6 separate regions of the Homo sapiens genome follow, and regions 1, 3, 4, 5 and 6 are each linked to region 2. The links are chromatin contacts, found by Hi-C or POLR2A ChIA-PET in ENCODE. All regions are on one chromosome and are shown on one strand. The core of a region is the stretch at or near the end of the contact, and the rest is flanking DNA. Distances in the headings are between cores, read along the strand shown.

What was found. Hi-C counts contacts between places; a loop is a spot of excess contacts on that map. ChIA-PET counts read pairs that join two places held with the same protein, here RNA polymerase II (POLR2A). Pooled maps may share reads with other maps.
Region 1: a loop to region 2 is called in a pooled map, with 4 times the contacts of the local background. The contact joins the enhancer-like site here to the promoter of ZBTB5 in region 2. A Hi-C loop is called at or near these places in 1 of 50 pooled maps. POLR2A ChIA-PET finds 5 or more read pairs at or near these places in 2 of 52 experiments (AG04449 and GM10248).
Region 3: a loop to region 2 is called in a map of B cell, with 9 times the contacts of the local background. The contact joins the promoter of CREB3 here to the promoter of ZBTB5 in region 2. A Hi-C loop is called at or near these places in 1 of 168 maps with a recorded cell type or tissue (B cell), 1 of 37 single-sample maps with no recorded cell type and 9 of 50 pooled maps. POLR2A ChIA-PET finds 5 or more read pairs at or near these places in 1 of 52 experiments (A673).
Region 4: a loop to region 2 is called in a map of naive thymus-derived CD4-positive, alpha-beta T cell, with 13 times the contacts of the local background. The contact joins the promoter of HINT2 here to the promoter of ZBTB5 in region 2. A Hi-C loop is called at or near these places in 1 of 168 maps with a recorded cell type or tissue (naive thymus-derived CD4-positive, alpha-beta T cell), 1 of 37 single-sample maps with no recorded cell type and 11 of 50 pooled maps.
Region 5: a pooled map shows a loop between it and region 2 (11-fold over the local background). The contact joins the promoter of GLIPR2 here to the promoter of ZBTB5 in region 2. A Hi-C loop is called at or near these places in 4 of 50 pooled maps. POLR2A ChIA-PET finds 5 or more read pairs at or near these places in 2 of 52 experiments (H1 and activated naive CD4-positive, alpha-beta T cell).
Region 6: a loop to region 2 is called in a map of naive thymus-derived CD4-positive, alpha-beta T cell, with 24 times the contacts of the local background. The contact joins the promoter of GNE here to the promoter of ZBTB5 in region 2. A Hi-C loop is called at or near these places in 1 of 168 maps with a recorded cell type or tissue (naive thymus-derived CD4-positive, alpha-beta T cell), 1 of 37 single-sample maps with no recorded cell type and 16 of 50 pooled maps. POLR2A ChIA-PET finds 5 or more read pairs at or near these places in 1 of 52 experiments (activated T-cell).

The regions. Positions count from the first base shown.
Region 1 is chr9:38,669,500-38,673,843 of GRCh38, reverse strand. No RefSeq gene overlaps it. Among named protein-coding and RNA genes, the nearest start is that of FAM240B, 48 kb to the left of the region's middle. RefSeq lists an enhancer at 933-1,576. Within about 2 kb of position 1,388, at least 5 of the 41 ENCODE cell types and tissues checked have a DNase peak (open chromatin) inside an H3K27ac peak, as active enhancers do.
Region 2 is chr9:37,462,835-37,467,149 of GRCh38, reverse strand. ZBTB5 (zinc finger and BTB domain containing 5) reads left to right here and starts at 1,700. Exons shown (of 2, transcript NM_014872.3): 1 at 1,700-1,935. RefSeq lists enhancers at 35-720, 721-1,406, 1,407-2,092, 2,093-2,778 and a silencer at 1,773-1,872.
Region 3 is chr9:35,730,405-35,734,521 of GRCh38, reverse strand. CREB3 (cAMP responsive element binding protein 3) reads right to left here and starts at 1,856. Exons shown (of 9, transcript NM_006368.5): 1 at 1,621-1,856; 2 at 1,379-1,526; 3 at 1,240-1,307; 4 at 1,037-1,126. The coding sequence starts at 1,749. It overlaps TLN1 (talin 1), which reads left to right and starts at 2,327. Exons shown (of 57, transcript NM_006289.4): 1 at 2,327-2,447. MIR6853 (microRNA 6853) reads right to left here and starts at 1,600; the gene lies at 1,527-1,600. RefSeq lists enhancers at 1,731-1,820, 1,871-1,920, 2,721-2,770 and silencers at 2,051-2,210, 2,251-2,540.
Region 4 is chr9:35,812,762-35,817,066 of GRCh38, reverse strand. HINT2 (histidine triad nucleotide binding protein 2) reads left to right here and starts at 2,025. Exons shown (of 5, transcript NM_032593.3): 1 at 2,025-2,168; 2 at 3,283-3,423; 3 at 3,518-3,622; 4 at 3,729-3,801; 5 at 3,922-4,107. The coding sequence starts at 2,088. The coding sequence ends at 4,013. It overlaps FAM221B (family with sequence similarity 221 member B), which reads left to right. Exons shown (of 7, transcript NM_001012446.4): 7 at 1-676. RefSeq lists silencers at 1,383-1,562, 1,893-2,212 and an enhancer at 1,653-1,832.
Region 5 is chr9:36,134,705-36,139,017 of GRCh38, reverse strand. GLIPR2 (GLI pathogenesis related 2) reads right to left here and starts at 2,285. Exons shown (of 5, transcript NM_022343.4): 1 at 2,227-2,285. The coding sequence starts at 2,239. RefSeq lists silencers at 1,984-2,033, 2,064-2,633.
Region 6 is chr9:36,255,545-36,259,840 of GRCh38, reverse strand. GNE (glucosamine (UDP-N-acetyl)-2-epimerase/N-acetylmannosamine kinase) reads left to right here and starts at 1,393. Exons shown (of 12, transcript NM_005476.7): 1 at 1,393-1,520. It overlaps LOC124902150 (a long non-coding RNA gene), which reads right to left and starts at 1,231. Exons shown (of 3, transcript XR_007061473.1): 1 at 1,090-1,231. RefSeq lists an enhancer at 963-1,192 and a silencer at 1,493-1,652.

The DNA.
Region 1 (4,344 bases), core at 139-2,638, 1.2 Mb before region 2:
CACATCCAGGCCTCACGGAGGAGGACACTGAGGCCGGGAGACTTTCCAGGTCTTGCCGGGGATGGCACAGCTTGGCTTTGGTGCCCAGGACTGAGCCATGACTTAGGGCATGCGCTCTTTTCATTGTATTGTGTTCGCAACGATTGCCTAACAACTTTTTGTACGGTTTTTAAAAATTACTGCAGCAGATATGTCTGTGCTGAATGTAACTTAAGATGTTAGTTTGCTTCACGTAAACTGAAGCGGCTCATTTTCGGTCCCCAGCTTTTCGTCACGGTGCGTTTAGCCATTTGGCTGAACAAATAGAGGGACTGTTTCTTCCTCCTCCTTCTCTCAGCACATTCACCTTTTCAGCACAGAATTTTATGAATTCTGCTCCAGTTGTCCAGGTGTAAGAGAGGGAGAAATCTGGAGAAGGAATACTAATTCTATAACTTGGCAGAGACTATCTGCCATAAGCCTAATAGTCAATGAAAACCACTGAGCGTACACATTTCATTTACATTTCCCATCGCCAAGTGCAAGGCCCTGCCTTGGGAACTTTTAGGGCCATAACTGTGGAGTTTCAGAGAGCAAGTCTCAATTTACTAGTTAGTCCTTAATGTAGATGTTTGGACCACTCTTGTTTTTAAAGTGGTAAAACACACACCAGAACACTGTCGAGCATACACGTTTTGGATGTCAGATTGATTTTCAGGGAGGCAGTGGTCTGCAAAGCTGGCAGAGGAGTGGCCCGGCGCGGTGGCTCACACCTGCAATCCCAGCACTTTGGGAGGCTGTGGTGGGTGGATCACTTGAGGTCAGGAGATGGAGACTATCCTGGCTAACACGGTGAAACCCGGTCTCTATTAAAAATACAAAAAATTAGCCGGGCGTGGTGGCAGACGCCTGTAGTCCCAGCAACTCGGGAGGCTGAAGCAGGAGAACGGCGTGAACCCGGGAGGCGGAGCTTGCAGTGAGCCAAGATTGCGCCACTGCACTCCAGCCTGGGCGACAGAGCGAGGCTCCATCTCAAAAAAAAGAAAAAAAGAAAAAAAGAAAAAAAAAAAAAGCTGGCAGAGGAGCTCCTTTGGATAGAGGACACTTCAACTTTGATGGGGGCGGGGTTCCCCGGCTCTCTCTGGAGTGAAAACCCCGTGCACCACAGGGCACTTCCGTGAGCCGGAGGAGCAGCAGGGCCTGGCGAGCCCATCACAGAGGGAGCCTGCGGTTTCAGAGGCGACCACAGATCCGGCTGAAGAGCTGGTCCGAGAGCAGCTGGCTCTGCTGGGTGTGGCCAGCGTCTCTGCGGGGTACAGACCCAGCAGGGGGCAGCAGGGCCCTCAGCGCTCACATAACAAGCGCTGACCTCTGGGGAAGGCAGGCTCACATTTCCTCAAGGTTTTCTATTTGCACCAGATGAATTCAGTGTCAAATATGAAAGGGCATCTTTCCAAGGGCCGTTAAGAGAGTCTCGTTTACTATGTAAACAAGGACAGAAGGCATCGAAGCCGGCATGCCATTATTCCTTGGCTTCTGAACGTTCGAGTGGAACTGCTTGTCCCGTGATTGCTACTAGCATTAAAATATTGGTTGGATTGTCCCATGAACATGAAAGTTTACAGCAAAGAGTGATTTTTCCAAAAGAGGAGCTGCAACAGTATTTGAGTTCCGCTTCTACATCCTTAATTTTCTGAGGTTCCCTCAGAAAATCGGCAGAGTGGGTAGGATTCAGAAGGTTTTTCAGGGCTTCGATTAGTCGGAATTTTTTTTTTCAGTTCCCTTAGAGATTTATTTTGAAGTGCCCCTGCCATGACTTTTCTGCCTGCCTGTGTGGCTTTCAAACCTGACCACCAAGTGTTTAGGGGTGAGTCATTTTCCCACAGGTAGGAGAGTAAGAAGAGTCTCTAGCCCCCACGGGGAGGGTCATGAGAGCAAACACGAGAGAGGACTTGGTCCTTACCAGAGGTCATCTCCAAAAAAGTGAGGTGTTCCAGTGATCATTCCCTGACCGATGACTTCCTGAGCTATTTTCTGCAGTAAACAGTCTCTATGAGATATCATAGGAAATGAGTTTTAGACTTTCTTTCACCAAACATTTCTTTTATTGTTTTCCAGTAACATTTGCATTGTTTCACCCTGATCTCATCTATTCACCATTTGTGACATTTTTTCAAGCCTCGGTTCACCTCTTTTTCATGTCCCCTTCTGGTCTTTTGAGATAACACTTTCAGAATTTTGCCATTCTGCTATGAGGCCTGTGTCTATTTGCGTGAGAAGAATTCCACGTGGAGGAGGTGAGGGCCCAGTTGTTTGGTTTGGAGAAGCCCATGACTGCTCATTCGTCTGAGGCCCTGCCTATGCCAGGTGTATGGAGTACTTTCATGTGACATGTACAGCTCTTCCAGCTGAGCATAAAAGCAGGCTCCTCACCCTTTTATCAAATAATTGACTCAGAACTTTAACCAAGACAGATACAAGTATCTTAAGACCTGAATTTATTTTTTAATTTACTAGACATTGTGTTTAGTGTACTAATTACAGTGTATAATTAAAGAACAGCGTAGGGTTGGCTAACATAGAAGGTGGTTAAACTCTGGTGTGCAATACCCTCTCAGTAAACTTTTAAATGGCATGGGTTGTGGTTGAGTGATATGGAGAAAAGTCTTGGCCTTTGGTTCCTATTACTACTTCTCATCTCTTGCTCTTATTTACTGTTTTGGGCTGTTCATGAAAGGGATTTTTTTCTACTCCCCAGCTCTTGCTCATAGGTAATTCAATAATAGTTAAGTCATAAATATCTTAAATGAGAAAAGTTTATTCCTATTTAGATTTCTAATTACTCCGCAGAATTTGAATTCCACATAATTTGAGATTGCTTTAAGAGTCCACTAATAACCAGTGCTGGAGTGCTCTCTCATCACTCATAACGGGGCACTAAATGTCAAATGTTCATCTAGTGATTTATGCTCTTATTTCACAGCTTTCCTTAATTGCTTTTTACATAAATCTGAGAAATAGTGATTAAAGTATTGCAGGCTTTGGCACATTTATCATTAGCTTGTAATATCTTCTGATACAGCGTTAAGTGCTTGGCTAACAGAGATGAAGCAGTGCTTTAGTCACAGGGCTTGCCCTGCTGTGGAGAAGGCTCTGTTCCCAGAAGGGAATGGCCAGTGGTGCAGACTGTCCCTGTCTCAGAAGAGCCCATCCATTTCCTGGGAATTCGTAACCCACAGCAAGAAACATCACCTTCTAATTTTCCTATGGGATCATACCCACTAGATACAAATGATAATGAAATATCCTTTGCTGTTTTAATTTTTAAAACACTGAATGCTCAGTCTGGGTGCAGTGGCTCACACCTGTAATCCCAGCACTTTGGGAGGCCGAGGTGGGTGGCTCACAAGGTCAGGAGTTCAAGTCCAGCCTGGCCAATATGGTGAAACCCTGTCTCTACTAAAAATACAAAAATTAGCCATGTGTGGTGGTGCACACCTGTAATCCCAGCTACTTGGGTGGCTAAGGCAGGAGGATCACTTGAACCAGGGAGTTGGAAGTTGCAGTGAGCCGAGATGGTGCCACTGCACCTCAGCGTGGGTGACAGAGACTCTGAAGAAAAAAGAAAACACTGAATGCACAGGAAATGGGATCAGCCCTCAGTTTCTTCTCATACTTTGGCCCTAAAGCCCTGATAACCGTGAAAACTGCTTCTGAGGATGGAATGAGCAGGATCTTTGAACTAAAAAGCACTAGCAAATGTGTGGTGTCTGCTCTGTGGCATTCTCTTTCTAAGAACGTGTTGTCCTGCCCCAATCTGGCTGTCTCTTCTCTTGTAGGGTCATACAAGAGGAGAGAGGGTCATGGCAAGAATTGGTCCAATCTTTATAGATGTTCTTTTTCCAGAAAATGGGTAAAAACTACGTTTTTTTGTTTGTTTGTTTTGTTTTGTGTTTGACAGAGTCTCATTCTGTCACCCAGGCTGGAGTGCAGTGGCGTGATCTCGGCTCACTGCAAGCTCTGCCTCCCGGGTTCACACCACTCTCGTGCCTCAGCTGCCCGAGCAGCTGGGACCACAGGTGGCTGCCACCACGCCCGGCTAATTTTTTGTATTTTTTTTTTTAGTAGAGACAGGGTTTCACCGTGTTAGCCAGGATGGTTTCGATCTCCTGACCTTGTGATCCGCCCACCTCGGCCTCCCAAAGTGCTGGGATTATAGGCGTGAGCCACCGAAAACTATGTTTTTAAACATCCTGTAATGATAATTCATAATGGAATGGAGAAAAAAGAAAAGAAAAGAAGGAAGGAAGGAAGAAGACAAGGAGAGAAAAAAATAAGTCGCATGCACAGCACCCGTGGAAATAT
Region 2 (4,315 bases), core at 451-2,950:
ACCGATCAATCTGTCAGTAAAATATGTGTGATGGCTATAGTGTCAGCGAATCTTAAGGAAAAGAATTAAACATCAGACTCCACCGAGCCCTTAAAGAAATCCACGCAAACAGGTTGCTTTTTGAAATCAACACTTCCGACCAGTAACTGAAGGGATGGAATCTGCTGTAGGGGTATTCGGTGTGTTCCATTCTTAAAGCGGGGAGTTCCTTTTTTTTCCCCCCAGACGAAATCTCACTCTGTTGCCTAGGCTGGAGTGCAGCGGCACGATCTCAGCTCACTGCAACCTCCGCCTCCCGGGTTCAAGCGATTCTCCTGCCTCAGCCTCCCGAGTAGTTGCCTGGGATTACGGGCGCCCACCACCACGCCCGGCTAATTTTTGTACTTTTAGTAGAGACAGGGTTTCACCATGTTGGCCAGGCTGGTCTCGAACTCCTGATCTCGGGCGATCTGCCCGCCTCAGCCTTCCCAATTGCTGCGATTATAGGCGTGAGCCATCGCGCCCGGCTGGGAGTTCCATTTTTCTGGGAGCTCCTCCAAGACCCTTACCCCCACCCCCAGAAGAACCCAGCTGAGTTCGCGGGCCTGCCTTTGTCTCCAGAGCCACGCAGCGCTCCCAGACACGCTGCGCCGGAGAAGGCAGCTTTCTTCTGCCGTCCTCACCCTAGGAAAGGGGGTTTCTTCCCTGGCCCCAGTGTCCGATGCTCAGGGATCGGGTTCTCCCTCCGAGGGTGCACCTGGAAACCCGAGCGTCGCCCCGGGGCTCGCTTTTTTCAGACCGCGTCCCATACAAGTCCGCGACCCTTCCACGTTTGGGACAGGAGTGGGAGAGCTTAGCGCTTCCTATTTTTTTGTGGGGGGAGTGCAGGTGATTATAAATCTGGGCATGCAGACTACAGGCTTATTTGACCTGCAGCCGAGTGCGGGGCCAAGCGCCGGGCTCCTGGGGCGCCACCGTTTCCAGACGCGCAGCCACCCGGACTGGACGAGGGGCGGGGTCCGACCTAACTGCCATCCGATGGACAGCGTTTTTTATTCGCGGTTTTCACCCTGGACTTTGGCTTAGTTAAACCTAAAGAGCTTTTTGGAATCTTATCTTTCCCAACGTCTATGAAGTGGGAACTCAATCTCCAGCCCTCTACGTGTGTGTGTGTGTGTGTGTTCAGCGAAGGGAATTCACCCCGGAGAAGAGCCCTGGGTCACTAAAGCGCCGGGCACCACGAGGGTGGAAAAATCCTTCAGAACCAGCCAATGGCGGTACGGCCTGCCCTGAGGGCCCGCCTCTCCGGCGCCCTCAGACATCACGCAGTCGTTGTTGTGATTGGCGGATTTAGGCGGAAAGCCCGCTAGCCTAAACCACAGAGGGTTTTGATTGGTTGCAGCGAACAGCCGCATTTCTATAGTCCAAACCTGGAGCAGTTTAGTGATAAATCCCGCCCTAAAAGGCATTTGATAACCGTTTTACATGTTGTAAGGCAAAGGGTGATTGGTCAGAGAGCTCACGGATTCAGTCGGTAGTAAACACAACCAGACTTCAGGGACCGTGGATTGGTCAGTTTTTCCGGGGGCTAAGTAAATTCCTCCAGGTTCCGCGCGCCGGCTGGCTGCACTCCTACCCCGGCCCCGCCCTTCCCATTGCTGATTGGTTGCAGCCCAACTGGGAGAGGCGGAATGGGGCGGAGTAGGCGCTCTTGCATTACGTCACTTCCGCTTATCCTCGGGCGCCGCCGCCGTGTTCTCAGAGTGCTGCGGCGAACTGGCTGGAGGAGCTAGGGGACTAGAGGCGGGGTGGGAGGGGGGCGGGTGGAAGGGGGAGGAAGTCCCGTAACGGAGACGCTGGTCAGGACGTTCCCACCTCCTCTGACACTGCCGAGTCCGATCGGAGAGGGGTCACCGCCTCCTTCAGCGAGGAGGAGGGGGGCGGAGCCCGACTCAGGTGAGGAGACCCCGTCAGCGAGTATCGTGATGGCGGGCGCGCTCACGTGGGGAAGGTTGAGCACCAGGGGCGCGCCAAGGCGTCGGGGAGCGCGCAGACGTGTACTGGTGCCCCCGGACTACTCTGGCTGTCTTTCGGAGGGGAGCATTGTTACCGTTGGAGCCAAGGGGCCAGGCGGGTTCTTCTGCGCAGGCGTCCCCGGTGTCCCGACGCCAGGCTGTCTGCGGGGTGGGGCGGGGGCTGGTACTCCTGTGGATCCCCGGCTGGCGACGTAGGTTCCCGAATGGGGTGGGAAAGGCCTCAGGACCAGCGGCCTGGCGGGATGAAGAGAGGATCTGCTGCCCTGCGGGATGTGGTCGGACGGCTCCCTTGCCCCCATCCTGGGTCTTGAGCGACGAGGTTTCATTTCACCAGAGCAAGGCCATAGGCAGACTGCCATCGGGAGCCAGCGGCCGACCCTGGAGGGGTGGAGCCAGTGTTTCGGAATGCCCCAACTTGTTATGAGAGGACTGAAGTGTTTAATAGGCATTTATTGAATGCCCACTACTCCCAGGCTTCGTGCGAGGAGCTGTGGGGGATGCGGTGGTAAGACACTGCCGTCCCATCTTCTCCTGTTTGGAGGACAGATTTGTATGTAAATAATAAAAGGCAGTGAATTAAGGGGTGTTGAAGGTTAGTTTTTTCCTTTCATAATGGTCATTTTTTTTTAAGTCAGTCAGCATTCTGGCATAGTGAAGGATATTGTGGAAACTAATTTTCTGAACAGAAGGCAAATCCTAAATAATTTGGAGGAAAAATTTTAGGTGAAAGCACAGTAAAGTTGATTACTAAGTAGTATCTTCTGACTCTAGTTAACTTGAATTAATAGAAGGAACTCTTCACCTTCAAAAATTGAAGCAAAAATATTCCAAAACATGTTCTCATATTTTTCACTTGTATTAAGTAGAGGACATTACGGGCTTTTCTTTAGAGGTTGAAGAGAATGCTGTGCCTTAGTCATTAAGTCATTGGTAATTTGTTGTCCTAGTATGGGCTGTTGTGCTTAGATGTAAAAGGCTGGGCAGAACTTGCTTTTCATTTGCCTAAACTCTTGTGATTTCTGTGGGGACGGTGGTTGGCAGTAAGCTAATAGTTCAGAGGGAAAAGTCCAGATGGGAAGAAGACAAGGAATTTTAGAGAAAAGCCCCTAAGCCAAAGGAAACCGTTCACTCTTCCTTTTAACCCTTATGGAAATCTCATCAAATTTGGGAAGATTGACCTGGCCACCACAGCCAGCTTGGTGACCTTACAGGTAAGACTACTTGGGTGGGGACCTGTTTTGGGCCCTTGGGTTTTGCTGAATAAACAGACTCTTTTTTTGAAGAGTCCTGAAGTCAACTCGTTTACTAGAGATTTGCCCCTTTTCCCTAAAAGTTGTGTCAAAACATAACTTTTAGTTAGCTGAGGATGCTGGCAAGCTGGATTTTGGTTAATTGATATGTCTCTAGCAGAATTCTGAAAATGGTAAGATTTGGAGGAAAGGCATCTTACAGACTTAGGAGCGAACGCTCTCAAAAGAGACTCACAAGACTGTCCCCAAAGTGGAAGTAATAAAAAATCACTGGGATATCAAATAGTACTTAAAGAACTCAGCATGAATTATATCGAATTGGAGACTTTAAAATATCTTGTGTTCAGTGAAATTGACAAAACCTGGTGTAGTGCTGACAGAGAATCTTGAATCTGGCTCACATTCGTTTTGGAAATGGAAAAAAGAACCCAAGGTATTGATTCTATGTTAGCTTTCAACTTTTTTTTTAATGTAAATTAATTTTAAATACTTTCCCCCTCTGTCAGTTTTAAGCGTGTGATTTTTCTTTTACTGTACGTAATATTTCTCAAATATGGATGTTGTCTAGTAGAGCCAGTTTTGTTAGTGTAGCAGGTGGGATGGAATGTAGCACTACACTATGCCTTTTGTCTAAGTATGAAGTGAACTTCTCATCTCCTAAAAGACCAGCTGTTTCTGAGTGAACTATTGCTCTTTGCATATGTTCTCATCATTTTCACCACTGAATAGTAGCTTTTAATTTCAAGATCCAGTTTTAGAGGTGCCTTTCATTTTATTAGTTATACATGTATTTCCTAAAAGCTTTGATTTATCTTGACATCCCAAACAGATTAGGTTACTCTGACAATTCGAAGGGTGAGGAGGGCAGAGAAGAATTTTATTGAGTGATGGAACAGCTCTCAGAGAAGAGGGCATGCAGGGGGTGGTCTCTTTCCCAGTGTGGCTGGTTCCGGGGCTTCTTAGGGACTCAGAATGGGGAGTGTGTGCTGATTGGTTTCTGATGCAAAAAGTTTAAAGGGAAGGCCGGGTGTGGTGGCTCACGCCTGTAAT
Region 3 (4,117 bases), core at 607-3,106, 1.7 Mb after region 2:
CAAATAGAATAAACCCTGTTTAGCTATTTTAAGGCACTTAACATTTCCTCAGAGCTTAAAGAAAAAAAAAAAGACAAAATTTTTAACTCATCTTCTCAGGATAGACTGCATCCTCTTAGTATCTGTCAAAGATGTGCTCTAGCCAGTATCAAGGAAAGCAAGAGAGTGACTTGTAGAGACAATAACTCTATTGCTACAGTTTCCAAATCCCATGAACTTTCTTAGTAGCCACATCACACTGCTGACTCATCTTGTACTTTGAAGAAATTAAAATTCTTCACTTTGGGAGGCCAAGGTGGGTAGATCACTTGAGCCCAGGAGTTCGAGACCAGCCTGGCAACAAGGCAAAACCCCATTTCTACTAAAAATACCAAAAAAAAAATTGCCGGGCAGGGTAGTGTGCACCTGTAGTCTCAGCTACTCGGGAGGCTGAGGTGGGAGAATCACCTAAGCCCAGAAAGTCAAGGCTGCAGTGAGCCATGATCACATCAGTGCACTCCAGCCTGGGCAACAGAGCAAGACCTTGTCAAAAAATATATATATATTCCTGTAACCTTTCTATTAATGAGCACTGATTTCATCATAGTACCCCAGTACTCTGCTTGTGAAGTTGCCACTCATTGCTTAAAACTGAAAACTAAGGATTTTACATTTATTCATGTACTGCTTAGTCCAACCCTGTTGAACTCTCTAAACAGTTCTACCATTCAGCAAGAGGTGGATTACTATGAAGCCAACGAAGTGTCAAGGCCCTTCACTTACACAGTCCTTTCCAAGGCCCAATACTAATGTTGCACTGATAATTTTGAGTTATTTTTTTAACAGAACACCAAAATTTGTATAAGCCCAACAAAAACGAGGATCTGCCCTTGCATCTGGCATATTGTGTACCTGCCTCAACTTCCTATTAGCAATAAATCTACTAAGTTTCTCACCTCAATCCTTTTTTAAAGTTATTGATATAAAGTTAACAGAATTTGCCTACTTGGGACTTTTAATCCCTTTTCAGCCTTTGTTCAACCAATGAGAGTCTTACCTTAGTGAGAGGAAGTGTCTCAGGCAGAATAAGCCCCTCCTTCTCCAATAGACTCTTCTCCTCATCTGTCAGTACTAGCCTAGCAATCTCCTAGGGTAACAAGAAAGTGGACGGCAGTTGCATGGGGATGTCAGAGAGGAATGGGGAATCCTGCCCCCACCTGGGGAATGTGAGAGTAATCTCCTGAAAATCAAGTCAAGTACCTGCTCTGCCAGCTCCTCCATATGCTGTGGAGTCATCTGGGTCCCCTCTTTTCTACAGCTCTCACTCTCTGCAAAAGGGAAAGTATGAATAGCCAGGCCCATGAACCCTGTCCTCCCCGCAAACTTATTTCAGACTCACCTAGATCCATAGAGACAGTTTCCCGTGGGAGGGAGTAGGTGTGGTCATGGTGGACAAGGCAGGGGTTGGAGGAGCTGAGAATGTTCAACGACGCTGGGGGACTCAGCAGGGAGCACAGCAAATCATCTACTTCCCAGTCGCTCGGTACCTGCGCAGGGTTCCAATGAACAGGCCTTGACCTTATCACCATCACCTGACTTCATGGACATCCCACGCTTTCCCCAGTCAGAACCCCAACCTACCTCAGAAAGCGGCAGCGCCCAGTCCAGTGGGGCCCTCACGGCCTCATCGGGTGCCGTCCCCAAATCTCCACTTTCCTCTAGCAGGAAGGCCAGCAGGTCTTGGTCACCAGCATCCAATTCCAGCTCCATTTGGGACAACTACGGAAAGGGTGGGCCACCGGGCCCCAACGTCCGAAGCCCAGACACGAGCCCCAGGCCAGCTGTAGGCCTCGGGCACCTATCCACTGTCCCTCTACGGCCGGGATTCCCCGCCGGCGGCTTTCCATAGCCCTCTCCGGACCCGCCTCCCAGGCTCAATTCTCCTCAGCCTCCAACGCAGCGAAAGTGACGCACCCCACCCCGTGGCACTGTGGGACTTGGAGTTCCCTCCAACTGAGAAGAGGCTTGGGTGCAGCGCCACGTCCCAGGGGCTATGCAAATGTAGGGGACGGCCCTGCTGCCGCCTCGCACCCCGAGGGCGGGGGTTCCGGGGCTCCGGCTCCGCCTTCTACCCCAAGCTAGAAAAAGGAAGAGTTCTAGCCTGAAAGGGAACTCGGGCGTCGTCCTGGCGTCCTCTCCGGATTGCGCCGCACCCTCGCTTCCTGCCAGGGAGGGGCTGCCGGGCTTTGGCGGCTCCCGAGCATCGAGAACGGGGCCAGAGCAGCTTCCTGCCTGCCCCCCGCGACCATAGAGCGCGGGCCCAGGGCGCCGCCCGCGGGTGGGGGACGTTCCCAGGACGGAAGTGGCCGAGAGAGTGTCGAAGGGAGGGCGAGGCCGGAGCCCGAGGGCGACCCGAGAAGCGGCGGGGCGGCGGGCCGGCGGGCGGGGCGCAGAGCCAGGCAGCGCAGGTAGGCCAGACCGGGCCGGGCGGGGGCCTTAGGGTGGGGCCGCGGGGCCTGGCCCCGGGGCGGGCGGGCCCTGCCTCTCTTGCGTGTCCGGTTCGGGTCCTATTAGTTGGAGAGGTCAGCGTCCAGCGCATCTCGGCTTGAGCTCGGCGTGAAGTAGGCCGTCTTGGGGAAGACAGGCCTTTCCTGGGAGCAGTCCTATGTCTGGGATAGGCTTTGGGGAGCGTGAGGAGTCGGGTGGCAGCGGGGCGCAGGGCGGGGACGGGCTTTGGTGTTAGCTGATAGCGGGCATGTGGGTAGGAAAGCTTTGGGTGAGTTGGGGATTAGGTGGGGTCCGTTTAGGAATCAAGGGTCGCTATAGGAGTTAAAAGCTGGGGTTAAAACTTAAGAGTTAGTGTGAGTCAGGTCCGTTTTAGATAGGTAAGGTTTAGATTACGGTCATTATCTTGTTTGCTGGGATGGCCATCATACGTCATAATTTGAGTTCAGGGTCAGGTTAAGGGTCAACAAACAACAGGAATCAGGTTAGAGCTTGTTTGAGGGATTAAAGAATGTTGGCATGGTCGGTGTTAAGGATAAACAGTGAAAGCGTGAGTTAGGAATCAAATTATAAATGAACTTTAGGCTTAGGGGTCAACATTTAGGGTTAACATCAGGGGATTTGGTGCTAAAGGCAAAACTTAGATCAGTTTCAGGGATCAGGGATTGGATATGAGTCTGTGCTAGGAAAGGGATGAATGTCCAAGCCGGTACTGGGAATCAGGAAACAAATTAGAGGTGGGGTTAATGTTAGGAATTTGGGGCAGCTTTAGGGGTTGTGGTTTGAGGCTAGCATAGTTGACCTTGAGCAGATAAAATTTAAGAGGTTGGCAGTAGGTAAATGCCCTTCTTTTGTAGGGAAATCCTTTATTCCTATGTAGTTACAGGGGCTTCTTTTTACCCAGAGAGATAAACTAATTTCAGGCTAGCGTTCTGGCTTTAGCTAGAATTGCAGGCATCTGGGATTCCAGCTTCTTTATTCCATTCTCTAAGCCCAAGGCCCTTGCTGTGGCCACCACAGTTAGGGGACAGAGATTCTGGACTGTGTTGTTTACAGACAACATAGGTGGGAAATAGGGACCCAGGATGTACAAGGCCTAGTCACAAGTTGGGGACTGCCTAGGGAAGAAGGAGCTGATGACTATGGGGGAAGCTAACCAAGGAATCACTGTTGCCATGGGAGAAGGGAATAACTGAATCCCCTGAAAGTTTAGCCCTGCTTCTCCCACTTCACTTGTTCTCTTGGTATTAAGCCCTCCTCTCCAACTCTCATCCCTGACTCTGCATTTCACACCCATCCTGCCTATCCCCTTACAAAATACTTCCCTTGCCTTTAACTCTCCCATGCTCATCTTATCATCCGTTCCCATCCTTAGTTCTACCTCCCTCACCAACCTTTAATCCGCACATCCTACCTGAATTTACCCTCATCAAAACCTGAGCTTTCCCATCATTTTAAATTACTCTCCTACCATTTTCACCCAGTCATGTACCTACATTCCACCTGGTCATCTGCTGAATACCCTACTCCCATCCCCTGCTGTGTGTCACCCCCTGGATCTAAGCCTCTTTTAATTTCTTGGACCATTTGTAGATCCCCTTCCCCCACTCCCCAACAGAAAAGAGGAAACGAG
Region 4 (4,305 bases), core at 776-3,275, 1.7 Mb after region 2:
CTTTCTATGAGAACCAAAGAAATAACTAATTTCAAAGTGCTTTGTATCCACCTATCCTCCAGACTGGCTTCCTTCCTCTTCCTAGATCCCAGATCCACTTATCTCTCGCCCTTCTCCAGGGCAACTCTAGGGTCTCCCAGTGTCCCAGAGGCACCACAGAGAACTGCAGCCTCTGGGGCCCAGAGAAGAGGCCATTCTACATTTCCTCACAATTAGGGGGGCCATCTGTTCCTCCAAGGGAAGGAATGCAATCTGGACTGCTAGGATCCCTGGGGAAAATCACAGAATCAAATGTCTGCCCTTTAGAGGAGAAAGGATTTTCTAACAATAATATAGCTATACAAAAGAGATTGTTATATCTCTAGAAGCAAAGTTCCCCAACAGTGGTTATATGCCCCATGATAACCATTCACCTAAAACTAATTCAACTAATAGTCAACAATAGAGTTAGGATTACTATGATAAACTCATTGAAGGAAATAATAAGCAGCCAATACAAACTATATTTACGTAGACTGTAAAAATATGAAAAATTGATTACACATGGGTTAGTATCATATGCAATACATATTACATATTATGAAAAAAAGACAGGAAACACCAAATGTTATTCATTCAACAATTACTGACCACCTATATGTATCAGGTCATGTGTTTAAAAAAAAAAAAAAGAAAAAAAGAAAAACCAAAGAAACAGTGGTAACTTGTCCTATGTGATATCAGACTAAAACTTACCTAGCGTCTGAGAATATTAGTATTTTGTGACCCCACGTTTCTTATGTCAAAAATATATATTCCAGCAGTGCAAACCTGACTTATTGGTGCCTCATACCTGTAATCCCAGCACCTTGGGAGGCCGAGGCAGGAGGATCACGAGGTCAGGAGATCGAGACCATCCTGGCTAACACGGTGAAACCCCGTCTCTAATAAAAATACAAAAAATTAGCCGGGCGTGGTGGCGGGTGCCTGTAGTCCCAGCTACTCGGGAGGCTGAGGCAGGAGAATGGCGTGAACTCGGGAGGCGGAGCTTGCAGTGAGCCGAGATCGCGCCACTGCACTCCAGCCTGGGCGACAGAGCGAGACTCCGTCTCAAAAAAAAAAAAAAAGAAAAAAGAAAAAAAGAAAAAAAAAGAAAACACCAGGCACCGAGCTAACTGTATCACACACCTTTTCCGATTAGAAAAGAACAATGAATACATACTCCTTTGCTTATTATAATTCTTGTGCGGCAAATATAGGACACTCTTATCTCCTCCTGCTCAAAAAAAAAAAATGCAAAAACCACAGACTTTTTAATCTATGGAGTGAATGCGTTAACAAGAACATAGAATTAAGGAAGAATTTCCCTTAGATAAGTACATTAAAATCTCCAAAATGCTCAAGGGACTGAAACTGCCCTTGTGGAGAAAATGCTGCGCATCAGCCCCGCCAGTTAAAACAAACAAACAAACACAAAAAAACACACCTCATCCCCGTTCACCTTTAGCCCCACCCCGGGTGGTTCTTGGAGCCAATAAGCGCCGGATGCCCTCAGAGCCCCGCCCTCCTCCTGGCCAAAGCGGTGAGAGGGTCTAAAACAGCCCTTTCTGCAGCAGGTGGCGGAGCCCCGCCCCCTTCTCCCCGCGCACCAATAGGAACCAGACCTGAAGAGGACGAACCAAGAACGAAAAGAACCACCCACTCGGGAGCCGCAACCTAGAAGCCAGAGTTGTGTATCAGATTCAACTAGGAGAAAATCCCACCTCCAGGCTCCATTAATCCTTCCAATGGAGTGGAAGTTTCTCTCACAGAGAAACTAGTAAGGGGATCCAATGGGAAAAGAACGTTCACACGGACTAGAAGACGAAACCAATGGAATGGAAAATTGTCCTCGCGTTGGTAGAAGCAGCCAATGAGATGAAAAGAGCCCGCCTCCAAAGTGGCTGCAGAGGCAATGGGGTGAATCGTGCTCAGAGGCGCGCTCCAATGGGGTAGCAGGGCTCGCCCGGCCGCCACTACCCCGCTTCCCCGCGCCCGGAGTCCCCACCCACGGCCGGCCGCGGAGCCGAGTGCTGACCCGGGTGAGAGGTTCCCGCGGCTCAGGGAAGATGGCGGCAGCCGTGGTGCTGGCTGCTGGGTTGCGCGCGGCGCGCAGAGCCGTGGCGGCCACGGGGGTGCGCGGGGGGCAGGTGAGAAGTGGCGCGGGAGCGAGTAGGGGGTCCTGCGGGCTCCGAAGCCATCCGGGGCCAGGGGGTCCCGAAGGCGCGCAGAGCCGCGCAGAGCTCCTGCCTGTGGCCTCTGCCCCTCCGAGGCACAAGCTCCGGGGCTGTGTGGTGAGGTCGAACTGGTGGCTCCGGAGAACGAGCTGGTGCTGATTCCCGCCCTGCGCAGGCCGGGGCGCCGAGGTCGGGACAGGGTCAGTGCAGCGGCTGCCGCCTTCTTTCCACTGCCTGCAGCCCAGCTGGCCCGATGCCCCCTGCAGGAAATGAGCTTTCTCTTCTTGGAGCCAGTGCTCTGCCCTCCTCAGGCTTCTGGCCTCCTAATGAGCACTAGTGTTAACCTCTCTTCTGCACTTGCCAGAAGCGGCTCGGAGGTCAGAGAATTCATTCCGTCCCGTTCTCCCCCAACGTGATGCAATGACATCAGCCTTCTCTGAATCCCTTACCCGAAGTTCCCTGGGGCTAGGGGAGCAGAGGTCACTTAGCTGAACTCTTACCTCCACTCATTCAAGGGACAAGAGTTAAAATTCACAGAGTCACATGTGACACCCAGATGAGGGGTCAACTAGTGTCAAACAGGGCGATTGCATTAAAACTTAAATAAAACAGGCGACAAGGCTTAAAGATCAGAAAACAAGTAACGGAAATAAGTGGAAATGTACTAACAAGGTGAGAGTGGAAAGAGATTCAAGCCATCGCAAGAGATTATGGAAACCATCCCTTTATTTTATATTAGAAGCTGAGAGAAGGAATTTATCTGAGGTAATTCAGTGGTATGGTAAGGTAGGAACTGAGACCAAAATCCCCAGTCTCTCATTCTAGATCCTTTCCCTAAACAGTGCTATATTTCGTGGACACATGAGCAGGAATCAATTGCACTGCTGAATCCTGATAATAATACCGCCTGTTATCTAACCAGGTCCAGCACCTTCTGGCCCTACCCTTTGCTGCTGGTGCTCTGAAATTCAGGAACTTTCCTCCTGGGTGGGAACGATGAATAGGTTATTAGAAGGACGAAATTAACAACTATCAGAGCCCAGCTTCTGCCAGCTCCCTCCTTTGAATATGGTCGATCCACCTTCAGGTCCGAGGAGCTGCAGGTGTGACTGATGGGAATGAAGTGGCCAAGGCCCAGCAGGCAACTCCTGGGGGAGCAGCCCCAACCATCTTCTCCCGGATCCTGGACAAGAGCCTCCCAGCTGACATTCTCTATGAGGACCAGCAGGTGGGGTGCTCTTAGGACCTATCCCCTTAGGAATGTTGTAGATACCATCCAACCTGTTGAAGTAACGTGGCCTCTGGCCTGTCACTTCCCCCAGTGTCTTGTGTTCCGTGATGTGGCCCCTCAGGCTCCTGTGCACTTCCTGGTCATTCCTAAGAAGCCCATTCCTCGGATTAGCCAGGCTGAAGAAGAAGACCAGCAGGTGGGAAGAACAGGGCCAGGGTTTGGCTGGGAGGAGCCCCTGGACCCAGCTAGAGGTCTTGCTCCCTATGAATGAAGCCACCTATGTCCCTCCGCTCTCTCTATAGCTTCTAGGACACCTACTCCTTGTGGCCAAGCAGACAGCAAAGGCTGAGGGCCTGGGAGATGGATACCGACTTGGTGAGTGACTTTTGGCCCTTGGTCCCTCACCTATGAATTCTCATTCCTACTTCTCAATATGATCTTCATTCTTCGACCTCTGCCATGATCCTGACTCCCTAACCCCAAGCTCAATTTCAGTGATCAACGATGGGAAGCTGGGTGCACAATCTGTGTATCATCTGCACATTCATGTACTTGGGGGCCGGCAGCTCCAGTGGCCTCCAGGTTGAACCTGCCAACTGATTAAAGGACACCAGACTCTGGATGCTTGGATGGAAAGGGAAAAATGGACCCTGTGATGCTAATAAAACTGTTCTCCCTTAATTATGCTCTCCTGTCTTTAATATAAAATTTTATACCACAAAGGGGAAAGAAAACTGATTCAGGGCTATGATGCCCCTTGACTGGTCTGAGTGAAAGACACTGAGGAGGTCCAACCTGTGGTTAAATGTTGCCTGCAGATATGTAAGTCTTCTTGACAAGTGGTCCACCCTAGGTCAAGCTTCTAGAAAAGTAACAGTA
Region 5 (4,313 bases), core at 1,036-3,535, 1.3 Mb after region 2:
CCCTATCCTCCCTCCACCTTCTCTCCATCCATCCGATCTACCCTACACCCTGGCAACGCTCTAGTTACGCTGCTTTCAGATCAGTGCCTTTCCATGGCACCCCAGGTTCCATAAGATGAAGTCTAAATTCCCAAGACCCTCTGGGATTTGACCATCTCCTCCAGGAACCCTCGTCGGCTCCCACGCGGAGCAGTCTCCTCACCTTGAGCTCCCACCACCCTTCACCAGCACCTGTCTTGTGGTTTGGATCATTTTCCACCTCTTACTCGAGCCAGATAGTGCCTGTCTATCCCCTACATAGCTTTATGTATTCCTTTCACAATCCAAGTGGATGCACGCCCCGGCACTGGGTCCACAGCTTGATACAGAGCTGCTAGACAGTGCAAGGGAGGGAAGGAGGAAGGGGCGAACAGACAGAAGAATGGGCACACAGCTGAATATGAGCAGTTCTGGAAAACCGTGCCTTACATAAGATGCCAGAAACAACTGATTAAGGTGTAGCCTAGGCTGGGCGCACCTGTAATCCTAGCACTTTGGGAGGCTGAGGCAGGCAGATCATGAGGTCAGGAGTTCAAGACCAGCCTGACCAACACGGTGAAACCCTGTCTCTACTAAAAATACAAAAGTTAGCTGGGCGTGGTGGCGCACACCTGTAATCCCAGCTACTCAGGAGGCTGAGGCAGGAGAATGACTTGAACCTGGGAGGCGGAGGTTGCAGTGAGCCGAGATCGCACCACTGCACTCCAGCCTGGGCAACAGAAGGAGACCACGTCTCAGAAAGAAAGAAAAAAAAAAAGTAGCCTAAGGGAATTTGTGGATTTTCTCCACAAATTTCTACAGAGAAAGGAGTTGATTTCCCAAGCAGATATCTCGAAAGACTCGCTCTCATCTGCCATACTTTTGCTCCATCACCATCTGTCATCCTGTTAACTAAATGGCAACCCATTATATCACCTTTCCATACTGTGAAGAACCCCAGGGCTCATACGGCCACCCTCATTGTACAGACAGGGAGGAACAGAGGGAAGGAGGCTTGCTCAGTATCACACAGCCAGTGATTGGCTGGGCCAGGGCTGAAAGCCAGACCTGCCTCTACAGCCTAGGAAGGCTGGTTAGGACCAAGGCCAGGGAAAGCCACTTGCGCCCAGCGCTGGCATCTCCTGAGTCCAGATCTTGGAGGACAGATCCTAGAAGGGACCTAGCCTTACTCATCTGAAGTGGACAATCCGGATGAAGCAGGACTTCTGAATCCTGTTCAACAGCTGTTCTCTAAGAGCCTCCTGTGAGGCAGAAGCAATGCTGAGATAAACACGGCCCCTGGCAGCCAGGGGTGAGGACCCGGTGGGAAACAGGTCTATGGCTGAACTCTTGTCCCCGGCCCACTACAGGAAGGGCTGCAGCGAGGAAAACACCAGGTTGGGCGCTCCCTCCCGGGGGGAATCACAGATGGGCTCCAGCCCAGGAGCTGAGCCTAGAGGGATGGGATTTTCAGGCTGAGAGTTGGGGTGGTGAAGGCCCGGCAAGGAAACCTAGGGGAAGGGACCTGTGCACCAGCTTCTGGACAGCTCTAGTGTAGGGCGGAGGTAAGGGCTAGGGACCCACTCCCAGGGGCCCGAAGGCAGGACTGGAGTGTGTCCTTTCACTCTGAGGACAATGGTGAGGAAGGTGTTAGGGAGCGACAGGAGGAGAGCTGCGCTGCAGAAAGTTCATCCCGACAGCCACAGTAGAGAGGATGGGGTGCCCCAGGAGAAAGGGAGCCAGACCGAGCCTAGCACAGGGGGAGCCCGGCACGGCGCGGGCGCTCAGGAGAGAAGGAACAACAAATGGATGAGGGGGATGCTCAGGGCTGTCCTCGGGACAGCCGAGCGGGGCAAACTGCTTCGCAGCGAGAGCTGTTGTCACACTTTGGTGACTTTTCCAACTCTAAGTCTGGCCTCCTGAAACAAAGCAGAAGCCACGCCTTGGCGGGCCGCGGCGCGCAGCCCCTCAGGGTCGGGAAGCCCAACTTGGCGCGATCCCCGGCTCTCCGGCGGGGGCCTCCCTCGGGCTCGCCTTCCCCCCGGGTTCCCCGGAAACCGCGCCGGGGCGCTCCGCCCGCGCGCCCTCCACCCGCACCCCGGGCTCCCGCACTCCCCAGGACCTGGCTTGCGGCGGACGAGGGAGACGGCGAGGTCCGGGAGCGCGGGGTTCCGAACCATTCCGCAGCGGGCGAGCCCGCGGGCTCACCTGACTTGCCCATGGCCGGCTCCGCGCGCTCCTCGCTCCCCGCGGCTGCGCTGCACTGCGCTCGCCCGGCCCAGCGCCGCCCCAGAGCCCAGGACCGGGCTGATGCCGCGGCCCCTCCTCCGGCGCCGCCCGGCCCCCGCCTTATAAGGAGCGACAGCTGAGGGCGGAGGCGCCCGGGGCCACCCCGTGGGCCTCCCGGAGAGCTCACCCCTGGGAAGCAGCTCCGCGACTGCCGAGGGCTCCCCGGATGCGGCCGCGGGGCTCAAGCCTCCCGGACCCCACACCGAGCTGTCCCTTCCCGGGGCGCGTGGGGAAGCCCGCGCCTGCTGGGCCCCGGGTGGCTGCTCTGCGCCGACGCGCGGCGAGGACAGAGGGGCGCGCGGTCGCGGCACGAGGGGCGTTCCGGCCGGCGCCACCAGGGGACGGCCTCTCCCTGCCGCGGCCTGACACGACACACGCAGCCCCGGGGTGTGCCCCCATCTCCGGTGACTCTGGGCTCCGGAGGGCGGCTGGTCCGGGGAGGGGGATGCTCCTCTCCTAGGACACGCCCTCTAATGCCAGTCGGGGTGGAAGCGCCGCCGCCTCTGACCCGTCCACTCGCCCCTCATTGCCTCCCAGACCAAGCCAATTCCCACCCCTGCAGTCTGGCCCCAGACCTGTCTCCCCAACGCCCCACCTTTTCCCCATACTCCAGTCAAACTAGATGTCTTGTCATTCCCCAAACATGTTCTGGGATTTCCCACCTCCCTGCCTTTCCTCAGGCGGTCCCTCCTCCGGGAGTGCTGGCCCTGGAGCCACCATTCCAGTGCTGCCCATCCCTCGGGGTCGGCCGGTCTTTCCAACTGCCAGGTGCCCTGACCCTGGGAGCAGCACACACCAGGTACTGGGGAGATGTGGTCCCACCCATGGCCCCTGCCCCGTGGGAGAAGTGCACTTACTTGACCGCACAGCCCTAGTCACCTGTGCCAGACTTCCCGCAAGCGCTCCTTTCTGGGGAAGGGGCTCAGTACACCCCAAATGAAGGAAGCGAATTTTAAGGCTTTTCAATGAATGGGCACTGAAGTGAGCTGACCCACTGATGATAAGGCTAGAATTTGTAATACCAACGGCTTACGAATGTCCCGCAGGGCGATGGCTGGGCACTGTGCTCTCTATTCCTTTCCCCATGTCAGGCAAATACACCTACTGTATTTTAGTACCGTCATGAGTAATGACATTTCAGTCAATGCCAGACCACATATACTGTGGTAGTCCCAAGAGATTATGATACCATATTTTTACTATGTTTCTATGTTTACATCTGTTTATATATGCAAATTTTTACCATTGTGTTACAGTCACCTAAAGTATTCAGTATGGGTCAAATTGGTGCCCAACCCTGATTCAAAAGGGACTCCTGGGGCTGGGTGCGGTGGCTCACGCCTGTAATCCCAGCACTTCAGGAGGCGGAGGTGGGAGGATTCTTGAGCCCAGGAGTTCAAGACCAGCCTGAGGCAATATAGTGAGACCCCCCCTCCCATCTCTATAAACAAACAAAAGGGACTCCTGGTGCTAGGTGGGGATCTAACCCCCTCTATTCAATTCCCTCTCCCATTTTGTCAACAAATGCCTATTGAAATAATCAAATAAACACAGTAGGAAGAATTCCATGTTGCCCCTAGAATCTCTAGAAGGCTGTATTTCACATAACAAAAACTTTAAGGCCGTGGGTGGAGACAGTGAGGCTCAGCGGGCTGCTCACTGCACGCAGAGGGAAGCCCATCTGGGACCACCATGTTTCACTGACACCTTGAGGTCTGAGGACTGGAGGTGAGAGGGGCTGAGAGTGGATGCATTTCCTAACTTAGAAATTCATAACCTTAGCAGCAGGCACATGAAGGAACAGGGTGCTGAATGGAGGGTGTTAGGGCAGTGCCAAAGTCAACCCCGACCAAGGGCCGTGGGCTAGTTGGAGAGGGAGTCGCTGTCCAGGCATCAGACACAAGAGACAAATGGCCACAAAGGTCAGACACAAAGAAGAGTGATTGACCCAATGTATTGTCTTTGTGTGTGTGTGTGTGTGTGTGTGTGTGTGTGTTTTGAGACAG
Region 6 (4,296 bases), core at 144-2,643, 1.2 Mb after region 2:
AAAAATACAAAAATTAGCCGGGCATGGTGGTGTGTGCCTGTAATCCCAGCTACTCGGGAGGCTAAGGCAGGAGAATTGCTTGAACCTGGGAGGTGGAGGTTTCAGTGAGCTGAGATCGTACCACTGTACTCCAGCCTGGGCGATAGAGTGGGACCCTGTCTCAAAAACAAACAAACAAACAAAAAAGAAATCTGATAGCACTTCCTTGCAAAAATCCCTTAATGTCTTTTCTTTTGTGGCTAATGTGACCTTTTCGTGGCTCCAAGCTAGCCACAGGAGAACTAAGAGTTCATAAGTATTTTACAAATTAGAGCTTCATTATTAATTGAAATGCATCACAAACTGCAGTTTGATGAGATTTGAAATTTGCTGTACAGCAAGAAATCTCAATGAACTGTTAGACTTAGTTTCACCTGTGGTAAATTTTTAATGGTTGTAAAAAAAAAAAGATGTTAATATTTTGTATCATCAACTTCATTCAAAGTTTCTTGTCAATGGTGACTCAGGAATCTGTTGCCCAGGTTGGTCTCGAACTCCTGGCCTCAAGCTAGCCTTCTCACTTGGCTTCCTAAAATGCTGGGAGTGACTCAGAAATTTGAAAGGGTCATTAAAAAGTCTTAAAGCCTGATTCGGTGGCATGGTCCTGTAGTCCCAGCTACTCAGAAGGCTGAAGCCAGAAAAGATGGCTTGAGGCCAGGAGCTCGAGTGCTGCCTGGACAACATAGTGAGACCCTTGTCTCAAAAACAACAGCAACCCAAAGTCTTATTTATCTTCAGGAGCTGCGCAAGCCCTTTACCACCGCCACGTTTCTCCCTGGATGTCCCTAGGCCTCGGGACTGGCTGGGAGTTCCCTGTAGTGGAGGCCGCCGCTGAACTGATTATAAAGATGAGAGAGGCTCTGCCATGCCTTGGTCATCAATTCACACTCCACCAGTGTCTTCTAGCAGTCACGGCAAGGGTTAACGTCAGGGACCGCTGTGGGGTGGCCGCGCTACACGACAGTATAGTTGCGGTCCTGGTTTATGAAATAACTGAGGGAACAAGAGGCGCAAGAAATCCCTCCTTGGGTGCAAGACCAAAACAACTACCCAGCGGGAAGACTCGGGCTTCAGTGCGTGTGTCGCCAGTGGAGGAGGACGCTTCGGGGCGGGAGCACAAGCTGGCAGGACAGCCCCGCAGCAGCTCCAGCGCGGCAGAGGCCATGGAAGATGGTCCGCTGGTCAGCACCCTGCCTGCGCCTCAAAATACCGCCGGGAAGGTGGGGGACGGGGACGGGAGCAGCCAATCACGCGAGCTCTCTCGGGTGGCGTCAGGGCGCGATCGCGGATTCGGCACTCCGGGTGGGCGTGGCTGGGCGAGCGAGGAGTGGGGACAAGGTCGAGCGACGAGTCGTCTACCCGCGCGCCCGAGCGCGGAAACCGAGGGGCAGGCTCGCGCTCTGCCTGCTTCGTGGCGCTTGGTTCGTCCCTCGCCCGAGGAGCGCGGTGGCGGCGTGGGAGGGAGCCTCTGACGGCGTCTGGTGAGAGCCGCGCGGCGGCGTGGGACTCCGGGAGAGCATCCTGCCCACCCCCAGGGCCGCCTCCCCCGGCCTCCTGCCCCAGGCCTCCCCTCCCCGGCCGCTTTCCACCCCACCGCGCCCCGAGGCCCACACTGGACCCGGCTCTCGCCCAATGTCCTGCAGGCCTCACCATAGGGCACCTCTTTGGCCCAATTCAGGGCTCCGCCGTGTGGCTCGGGGTGGGCCCTGATGAGCAGGGGAGGGGATGTAGAGGGAGGCCCAGGTTGACTTGTCCCCTGGAACAGTGCTGTCCAATCAGGGGGGATGCTGACTGTCCCGTTAGGAGCGGGGCGGGGCGAGAGAGGGTGGAGAACTGCCTGGCAGGCGAGCTGTCCTGGCGTGAAAAGGCTGGGCTAAAAGGTCCCCTCCCTGCTCTGAGTCTACATTCTGAGTCTGGGCTTCCTTGTATATTTGAGAAACGTTAATTCCCCGCCCTCACCCCAATTTTTTTTTTTTTTTTTTTTTTTTTTTTTTTTTTTGAGACTGAGTCTCGCTCTGTCGCCCAGGCTGGAGTGCAGTGGCGCGATCTCGGCTCACTGCAAGCTCCGCCTCCCAGGTTCACGCCATTCTCCTGCCTCAGCCTCCCGAGTAGCTGGGACTACAGGCGCCCACCACCACGCCCGGCTAATTTTTTGTATTTTTAGTAGAGACGGGGTTTCACCATGTTAGCCAGGATGGTCTCGATCTCCTGACCTCGTGATCCGCCCACCTCGGCCTCCCAAAGTGCTGGGATTACAGGCGTGAGCCACCGCGCCCGGCCCCTCCCCCCAGTTTTACGCTTGTAAAATTGTTAGAACACAAGAACGTATTTTTTACTACTCTGGTAGGAGGGGTGGGGTACAGTTTCGCAGTATAGGTAACTCGTTAACCCAACTGTAGGAGCGCCGCAGTTGAAGCCAAACCGAATTATAGCGTCGGAATGGGGCCCTGACTTTCAGACAGCTTTATATAGCTCTTTCCTTCTTATTCCTTTGAGTCCCATCCTCATTGCACTGATGAAAGGGCGATTTATCATGTTTTCGAGGAAGATTTGTACTCATGGATGTTTATGGAATGAACAGACACAAGGCAAACACTGGGTGTGGGACAGTGTTCTGAGCGCTGAAGTCATTCAGACAAGGGTTTGATTTTCGGTTCTCTCAATGATGAACTTGGGTTCAAGTAATTCTCCTGCCTCAGCCTCCCAAGTAGCTGGGATTACAGGCGCCTGCCACCATGCTCGGTTAATTTTTGTATTTTTAGTAGAGACGGGGTTTCACCATGTTGGTCAGGCTGGACTTGAACAGACATCAAGTGATCCGCCCATCTCGGCTTCCCAAAGTGCTGGGGTTACAGGCGTCAGCCACCGCGCCTGGCCAATGATGAACTATTAAACAGTGATTTGGGGCAAGTAAATTATTTTCTCTGTGCTTCCTGTCTGTAAAACGCGGCTAATACGAGGGCTGTGAGGATGAAATGAGTTAATACATGTGAAGAAACCTATTAGCACAATGTTTGGCACTTCAGAAGCGCTCAGCAAATGTTTACTGTTGTTTCCTCTGTTCAGTGACTGCTTGACCCAAGTGTTCATTATTTTTATTTGATAGCCTTAAAAATATTCTCTTCACAAAGAACTCTTTCCACGGTTGAGTGGGGCATTATTTTTCTGGAAAGGGTTAATCACCTTTTGTCAGCATTTATAATGGACGGTCTTGAGTTGAGAGAATGCAGAAAGTAGTCTTTAAGAATTTGGGTTTCTGCCGGGCGTGGTGGCTCACGCTTGTAATCCCAGCACTTTGGGAGGCCAATGCAGGCGGATCACCTGAGGTCAGGAGTTCAAGACCAGCCTGGCCAACATGATGAAACCTCATCTCTACTAAAAATACAAAAATTAGCTCGATGTGGTGGCAGGCGCCTGTGATCCCAGCTACTCAGGAGGCTGAGATAGGAGTATCGCTTGAACCCAGGAAGCGGAGGTTGCAGTGAGCCGAGATTGCACCACTGCACTCCAGCCTGGGCGACAGGCTGTCTGTCTCAAAAAAAAAAAAAAAAAAAAAAAAAAAGAATTGGGTTTCTCTGGCTGGGTATGGTGGCTCATGCCTGTAATCCAAGCACTTTGGGAGGCCAGGCGGCGGATCACCTGAGGTCAGGAGATCGAGACCAGCCTGGCCAACATGGTGAAACCCCACCTCTACTAAAAATACAAAAAAATTAGCTGGGCATGGTGTCACATGCCTGTAATCCCAGCTACTTGGGAGGCTGAGGCAGGAGAATCGCTTCAACCTGGGAGGTGGAGGTTGCAGTGAGCTGAGATCATGTCACTGCACTCCAGCCTGGGCAACAGAGTGAGACCCTGTCTCAAAAACAAAAACAAACAAGAATTGGGTTTTTCAGCGATTGCCAGTGAGTTCAAGATGAAGGCAAACTTGTCCGAAAACTATCATCTATCTGTCTAACATCTATCATCCATCCATCTGTCACCTATTATTTGTTTTTCTGTCTTTCTTTTGGTGGCTCAGGTACAATTATAGAATTGAAGAGTGAAATGGATGCAAGTATTCAGTCCCACCTTCTGACTTTCTGAGCTCTGTGCTGGACAATGCACCTACTTCATAATGTTCATTTAAAAGATTGCTTGTTTTTATTTTTTTATTTAAATTTTAATTTTTTAAAGATAGGGTCTCACTCTGTCACCCAGGCTGGAGTGCAGTGGTCCTTTTCCAATTCGTACTATAGTTTCTTTCAGGGAAAAGAATTA